Regions from separate parts of the Homo sapiens genome. Here region 2 is linked to region 1. A link is a contact called in ENCODE Hi-C or POLR2A ChIA-PET data. All regions are on one chromosome and are shown on one strand. The core of a region is the stretch at or near the end of the contact, and the rest is flanking DNA. Distances in the headings are between cores, read along the strand shown. Region 1 overlaps MSI2 (musashi RNA binding protein 2). Region 2 overlaps CUEDC1 (CUE domain containing 1).

Region 1 (3,616 bases), core at 386-2,885:
CCCCAAAATTCCACTTCTAGGTAAACATATTAAGGAAGTGATCAGAGATGTTGCTAAGGGGTTATGTACAAGGATATTCCACAATGTTACTTATAATAATAATAATAAATCACTAACCAGCTAACTATTCAATAACAGGCTTTGGTCAAATAAAGTATAATTGTAAGTCACAACACCACATAGACAATAAAAACCACAACATAAAAACAGTGAATGAGGAAAATATGATAAAGTTATAAAGGCAGGTTAGCCAATGATTTGTGTGTGTGTGTGTGTGTGTATACCTGTGTCTCTATATAATTTTTTGCCCTTTTTTTTTTTTGCCATGAAAAAGGACAGAAAAAAATGTACCGAAATGTTCATAGCAGTTATCTCTGAATGGTAAATAGTGGCGTTGGGGGGATTTTTACTTAGTTCTTGCAGTTTTCCAAAATTTTCCCAAGTGTTTGTGATTGGAGGAACATGGCAGAAGCAGTAATCAATGTTCTAAATAAACAAACTGCCCAAGTCTCTCCTTTCTGTAAACGTCTAAGTTGGAGTTAAAAACATTTTTATCACAGACCAATCTCGTAATTTTACCCCATCAACTGGCTGAATGGAATAAACATTACAACCTTGCCATGTTTTGTGGCTGGAGTGGTGTTTTATTCTGTTTTTTAATTAATTAATTTGAGTCACGAGCATTTGAGATGTATCTATTTTACGGGGCTGAAATTTACATTTATCTCCTTTTTAAAAGCCCATTTAGCAAATTAACAAGAAAACAGCAACACTCAGGGAAGATACTGAGCCTACTGCATGCGTCATATATAAAAGAGCGACTATATAATTGACCTTACAGGATTCTCCTGCGGATCAAATCAGATTGTCTTGTAAGGAACTCTGGAAAAAATAAAATGCTATATAAGTCACAGTGAAATATTAACATTAACATTTAAAGTCCAGCTGTTTGGTGACTTCAACACAGGGTTTCTTCACTCTAATAAGGCCATTCATGTCTGAGCACCAGGGATCTGTGCATCCTGACCCTCAGTGCAAAGCTGTATGTGGCTGTGTTGTAGCGCAAGTCTCTGGGTAAAGGGTCCATAACTTTCCCAGCATGATCCCTGGGCCCAGTCAGGTTAGAAACACAGCTCACAGAGGTTAAATCCATCACCTGGTGCTGAGGAGTGTTACCTAGCCATCAAAGCAGGCGTAGCAGAATCTCAACTTAAAACCTAACAGAAACATCTTGTGGTCAACTGGCCATCATTGAATCCCAGGAGTCTCATTCCAGTCTTAGGACTAACTCCTGATAACACCCCCAGACCTGGTCTCTGGGCAGAAAAGAACATGAGAGAGCAACAGAGGCCACAGATGGGACAGCAGCCTTGGGTCAAACACTGGAAGGCAAAAGGCCTTTCCAAAGGGCCCTTTCTTGCTACCAGGACTCTGTGATATTGCAAAACAGAATGGCATTTCTTCTATTTGGAAAGATATACGTAATCCTACTCTTTGCTGATTCACACTGTCCTTTTCCACAATCTAGCTGCATTTGTGAGGTTCTGCCTAAATGTTTAAGATATTTCGATTAAAAACGCAAACAGCAGCAACAATCACAAGACCTTAGGCACCAGGGCAGGCCTGGGCAGGAAAGAACACACAGATTCCCCTTCCACTAACCTCAGCTTTCACGGCTACTCAAACCAATGGCTTGAAATTAACTCACTCAGTTAATCATTCAAACTCATGGGCTGGGCAAATTTTAACGTTTCATTGTTGGTTTACAATTAACCCAGCGACAGTGTTTTAAGGTGTTTGATTTTTAATTAGTCTACTGATTTGCCAGTCTGGTTAACAATCCTTTATCCCTGTGCCCTTTATTCTGTCTTCTATTCTTGTTAAGAAATGAAGAGCAGAGATTACTCTGGCTCTTTTCTCCTGGAAACCACTCCAGACTATGGCCCCTTCCTTTCCCAGGGACACAGGATATGGAGTTAAGAACAGAAGGCATGAGGCCTGAACACCAGGATTCTGTGTGACCTTGGGCAAATTAAGGTAACCTCTCTGTGCCTCTGTTTCTTCATCTATAAAATGGGATGACAGCTTTTACTCACAGGAACAGCGTGACCATTAAATGAGATGAGTCACAAAAAACCCTCAGATCAGCACCTGGCACACATGTGGGCCCTGGGCCCCTCTTTTCCCTTCCTTAGTAGTTCAGAAGCTTTACGATTTCTTAATCTGAACATGTCAGTATCTTCCTTTGCAAAACCAAGAGCAGCTGAGAAAGTGTGTGCCCCATGGAATACTTTCTAGGAACAAAACCAGAATGAATTATTCATCAACAGGAGGGTCCCTTTCCCTGGCAGATTTAAGCATGCCTATTAAGTAAGGTCTGTCCAACCTGCTTTATTCCTAAGAGGACAAACAGGCTCAAAGACTCAAGACCCTTCCCAAGGTCATGCTGCTTAGAATCCAAGGTCCCCGAGCTACAACTGGCTGCCCCTCTCATTATGCTGTATTCTTGCCCCTTTCCCCACTGTAGGTTGATAGATGGTGTAAAGAAGGAATGGTATGTGTCCAGTGACACCTGCTGCCATTCTGGCATAGCTGACAGGGTGGCATAACCCTGGCTTGCTGCAGGACAACTGTGACGTCACTCTCAACAAAAGAACCGAAAATGGTACAAACAGCACCCTGTCATTCCCACCACCAGAGGTAAACAATGCTACCAACCATCAGTAGAGCAAAGCACACCTGGGAACTAGCTTCACCAGTATTTCCATAAACCTCACCAAATGACTCTGAGATGCAGCCTATTTTGGAAATTCCCAGTAGAAAAAAATCTCATGGTGAGGCCAGGGTGACCCTATTTCTGACCCCCACAGACTGGGGAGGAAAAGCTGACACACTGATATTTCAGGCATGCCGTTCCTTCCTTCTAGAATGCTTTTTCCTTCCTTGTCTCTCTGGTAAACTTCTATTCATCCTTCAAAACCGAGGTAAGAAAACCACTTGTCTTGAAAGCCTTCCCTGACAATCTCCTCTCCAGCTCACTCACAAGCACCTGTTATCTACCCCTAGAGCTCTGCCTACCTTAGTACCTAGCATATAACTTCAACTTGCCACTTATCTGCCGATATTCTAATTCTGCGGTTCTGAAAATCTTTGATGTCATGACACCTTTTCCCTCTTAAAACATGAGGACCACCAAAGAGAATTATGTGTGTTATATCTCTCAATATTTATCATATTAGAAATCAAAATTGAGACTTTTTTGTTTTTGTTTTTTTGGAGTCACAGTCTCACTCCGTCACCCAGGTGGGAGCACAGTGGTGAGATCTCTGCTCACTACAACCTCTGCCTCCTGGGTTCAAGGGTTCTCCTGCCTCAGTCTCCCGAGTAGCTGGGATTACAGGCGCCCACCACCATGACCAGCTAATTTTTGTATTTTTAGTAGAGACGGTGTTTTGCCATTTTGGCCAGGCTGCTCTCAAACTCCTGACCCCAAGCAATCCGCCCGCCTCAGCCTCCCAAAGTGCTGGGAGCCTCCCAAAGTGCATGAGCCACCACGCTCAGCCAAAATTGAGACATTTTTAAACACAGAAATACACATATTCCATTAGCCACCAGA
Region 2 (3,616 bases), core at 516-3,015, 500 kb before region 1:
ATGCGCAGACTACTGGGTTGAGCCACAGCTGGGAACGATGACCTGGTGCCTGTGTGCGAACAGTGGCCCCTCATCAGTCAGTGCCCCCTGCCCCACATGTACACAAGCTGCCCACCTCGGAGAAGGGCTCTTGCCTGGAATAGACCTTGCATCATGCAGTGGAGTTGGGGGTGGAGGAGCAGAGGGATGGGGAGCTGAGCTGATCCCAGCTTGAAGGGAGAAAATCCTGTGGAACTGACTCATAAGCAGCAGGCTGGGAGCTTAGGGCTCAGCAGATGTGCAGCTGGGAGTTTTAAGCAGGAGCCTCTTGTCCTTGATCCTGAATTAACTAGAGATACCGGGGCTGCTGAGATGGATCAGAATGACTCAAAGGGGACTTAGCAGGCAAGGTGACTGGGGATTAACCAAGTTGCAGGACAGAGAGCAGGGGCTTCAGAAACCAGCAAAAAACCCAAGTGGATGCTGAGCGAGCCCGGGAGACTCTGGGTGGCCGGTGGGGTTCTGACTCCAGGACTAGTCCCATTCTATTCCTACTCATTGTCTAATAGCCAGAAACCCTGTGGCTGGGAGGGAGCAATGGATGGGCTTACCTGGCAGGAAGGACAAGGGACTTGCTACAGGTGAATGCCGGCTCTGAGCCAGCACCTCATTTGACTGTCACATGAATGTCGGGGTGCAGGAGGCCCCTGGTGTGCTGGTGAATGTTTCACAGCCAACTCTGGGTGCAGCGGGAGCCTGATATGTAGTGCTTGGTGACCTCCATGGTGGAAATACTCCCAAGCTACCAAGGTGATGTCATGAAACATGGAGTTGGTCAGAGGCGTGGACAGTTGGGAGCACACACGAGCTGGCTGTCTGCACACACAGTAGACCGCTGAACCCTCCCCATTTTTACAGAGGAGGAAACAAAGTCCACAAGGGGAAAGAGGAGCTCCTGGAACTCCACATCCTCCTTGCTTTAAACTCCCTTCTGGCCAGGGAAGAAGCCTGCTCTTTCTTTGCATTTGTCCTCAGATGGGTGGGTAGGGCTGGGACAGCGGCCATGGCTGGCCACGGTGGCCGGCCTTCAGCAGGTGTCTCCTTCCAGGAACTGGCGACGCCAACCCCGCTGTGTCTGAAGATGCCTTATTCAGGGACAAGCTGAAACACATGGGAAAGTGTGAGTCCCACTCAGGCCCCGCTTCCCTCCCCAGCTTTTCTGAGACAGGCCCTGTGGCCTCCCAGGAGTGAGGGAGCCCCTCAGCACATGTAATGCAGCTGACTCTTGGTGAACCAGTGACATTTTCATCGCAGGCTGGCTCCCTCAGCCTTCCTGCCTCACTTCCCTCTACAGCTGAGTCTAGATACAAATTAAGTTTTAAATCCTCTTGAGCCAGATGTCTGCAGAAAAATAACGTGCCACACATGCCCTCACCGCAATCCTCATGTTCACGTTCTCTGTGGCTCGAGGAGGCTTGGCCGGAGCTGACTGCACAGAGAGGCCCTTGCTAAGCCTCTGTGGGGGTGGGGGACCTCTTTCCACAAAGTCCTACCAGCCTTGAATGCCCCCTTCCCTCCCCCTCACCTCCCCGCCACACAGACCCACAGCCATGTGTGAATGAGGCTGCGATCCTTTCAGGCTCCATTTCAAGGAAAATCTCGGATTAGTCATGGAAATCCCAGAACCAACTTTGGAGGTGGCTAGGGGAGGGGCGGGAAGGCGGTGGCGGCGGGAAAGCGAGCCAAGATGCGTTGCAGTGTGTTGCAGCTGGGGAGGGAATACTTGGATCTTGAGCCGCCTGCGGTCCCTGGGCCTGGCTCAGGGTGTCCTGTGCTGCCCCTGCAGGCTGACCCAGGATGTAGCCTCTTGCTCCTGGGGTGGCGTCCTCAGGGGTCTGCGATTCCTGTCATCTCTCCCTCCTCAGCTCCCACCCTTGCCTGCCCCCTGCTCCCTCTCCGGGGGGCCTTGGTCCTCCCCTGGCCTTTCCCACACCTGGGAGGAGGCCATCTGGTGTGCTGGCTGCTGAGAGAATGACTCACAGGTCTCTCTGCCCCCAGCCACCCGGAGGAAACTGTTTGAACTTGCCCGAGCCTTCTCAGAGAAGACCAAAATGAGGAAGTCAAAGAGGAAACACTTGTTGAAGCATCAGTCGTATCCTTTCCAGCCTGGCACTGGTGGGGGTGGTGGAAGCCAAGGGCCATGGAGCAAGACCCCTGTTGGACTCCCTGCAGCTGTGCCCTCCCCTGGGAGTGGAACCCGGCTCTGTGGCCTTCCCTTCCTCCTCCCCTCTCCTCCATGAGCTTGGCCACCAGTCCACTGCCCGTCTCTCGTTGCCAACCAGGGACCAGGCCTAGGGAGCAGGGCAGCAGCTCCTGTCTCCCTTCTGTAGGCCCAGAAGTTGTCCTATTAACTTTTTTTTTGGTCTGAGGTTATGTACTTCTTGGGAGAAAAAGTGGTTCTTCCATCAATATCAAACCTTCCCTTCATTTCTCTAGTTGAACTGGTGCACGAGTCCTCCTCACTCCAAGCATGTTGGCCCTCCCTTCCTCGAGTAGAAATACGGCTTTCCACCTTTTTATCAGAACTCCTATTCATGCTTCTCAAACAGGGCCTAGGATAGCAGAGGCTCAGCAGCCAGAGGGAAACAGGGAGGAAGCTGTTTCTCCATCCCCAGAGATGTAAGCTGGGCGAGAGTGTCAGGGCCTGGCCATACCACTGACCTCAGGAAAATGAGCCTGGGGGACAGTACTAAGGGTGTGGGGGGTCAGGTGGGTGTGTCAGGTACCTCCAGAGCTTTGAGGGGTGGGGCAGAGAGTCAGTGGGACTGGGAGGACTAGGGCAGTGTCCCCTCATCCCTGGGACGGTTTTCCTGAATGGCCTGGCAGGCTGGGGGCTGCCGCGTCAACAGCCAACCTCCTGGATGATGTGGAGGGCCACGCGTGTGGTGAGGCTGGAGGGGAGTCGTAAGCTCCAACTTCTCTATGATCGGTGATCTCCCAGCGGAGTTCCTGGGTGTTTCATGGGAGCACCCGCCCTGTCCCCTGGAGGAACACACTGAGGGTTGGTGGGCAGGTGACCCAAAGATATGGATCCCCCTGACTTGGTCGACATTGCTTCCCCCTTTCTGCAACCCCTGAAAAGGGGCCCTAGCCCTACTTCCACCTAGATGTGTACCTGTAGCATGAAGTGCCAGGTACTGTTTCTGGGGAATATTCTTTTGGGTGTGAGGTGGCAGACAGGCCTGCCCCCATGGGGGACCCTCGGCCTGAGAACCAAGCACTGGGCAGCTTCAGTCTGTGGGCCCAGAGGCTTCTCAACTTTCACCCAGTCCCTTCCAAAGGCCACGTGGGCCAGAAGACTCTGCCTCAGACCCTCCTGGGCCCGCAGCTGAACCCTGATCCTCATGCCACATTCGAGGGTCAGGAGGCATCCAGAAACAAGGACTGGAAGGGCCTCAGAGGTCATCTAGATAGTCCAGCTTTTCCATCCCATTTTATAGATGAGGAAATTTGAGGCCCAAAGACGAGGGGAGAACTTGTCCAAGGTCTCAGAGCTCAGTGGTGGACCCTGGCCAGCACCTGAGTGTCCTGCTGCCTCTCTCCCTGGACCCATGCATCGTCTACCTGGGGGGATCTG

What was found. A loop is a pair of places that touch in the nucleus more often than their neighbours do. ChIA-PET counts read pairs that join two places held with the same protein, here RNA polymerase II (POLR2A). Pooled maps may share reads with other maps.
Region 2: a pooled map shows a loop between it and region 1 (3-fold over the local background). The contact joins two enhancer-like sites. A Hi-C loop is called at or near these places in 1 of 50 pooled maps. POLR2A ChIA-PET finds 5 or more read pairs at or near these places in 4 of 52 experiments (MCF 10A, Panc1, activated CD8-positive, alpha-beta memory T cell and 1 more).

The regions. Positions count from the first base shown.
Region 1 is chr17:57,368,215-57,371,830 of GRCh38, reverse strand. All of the region lies in intron 5 of MSI2 (musashi RNA binding protein 2), which reads right to left. Among named protein-coding and RNA genes, the nearest start is that of MSI2, 110 kb to the right of the region's middle. Within about 2 kb of position 1,635, at least 6 of the 41 ENCODE cell types and tissues checked have a DNase peak (open chromatin) inside an H3K27ac peak, as active enhancers do.
Region 2 is chr17:57,866,665-57,870,280 of GRCh38, reverse strand. It overlaps CUEDC1 (CUE domain containing 1), which reads left to right. Exons shown (of 11, transcript NM_001271875.2): 7 at 1,088-1,159; 8 at 2,038-2,131; 9 at 2,866-2,924. Among named protein-coding and RNA genes, the nearest start is that of MRPS23, 18 kb to the right of the region's middle. RefSeq lists enhancers at 1,010-1,650, 2,065-2,154, 1,168-2,367. Within about 2 kb of position 1,765, at least 31 of the 41 ENCODE cell types and tissues checked have a DNase peak (open chromatin) inside an H3K27ac peak, as active enhancers do.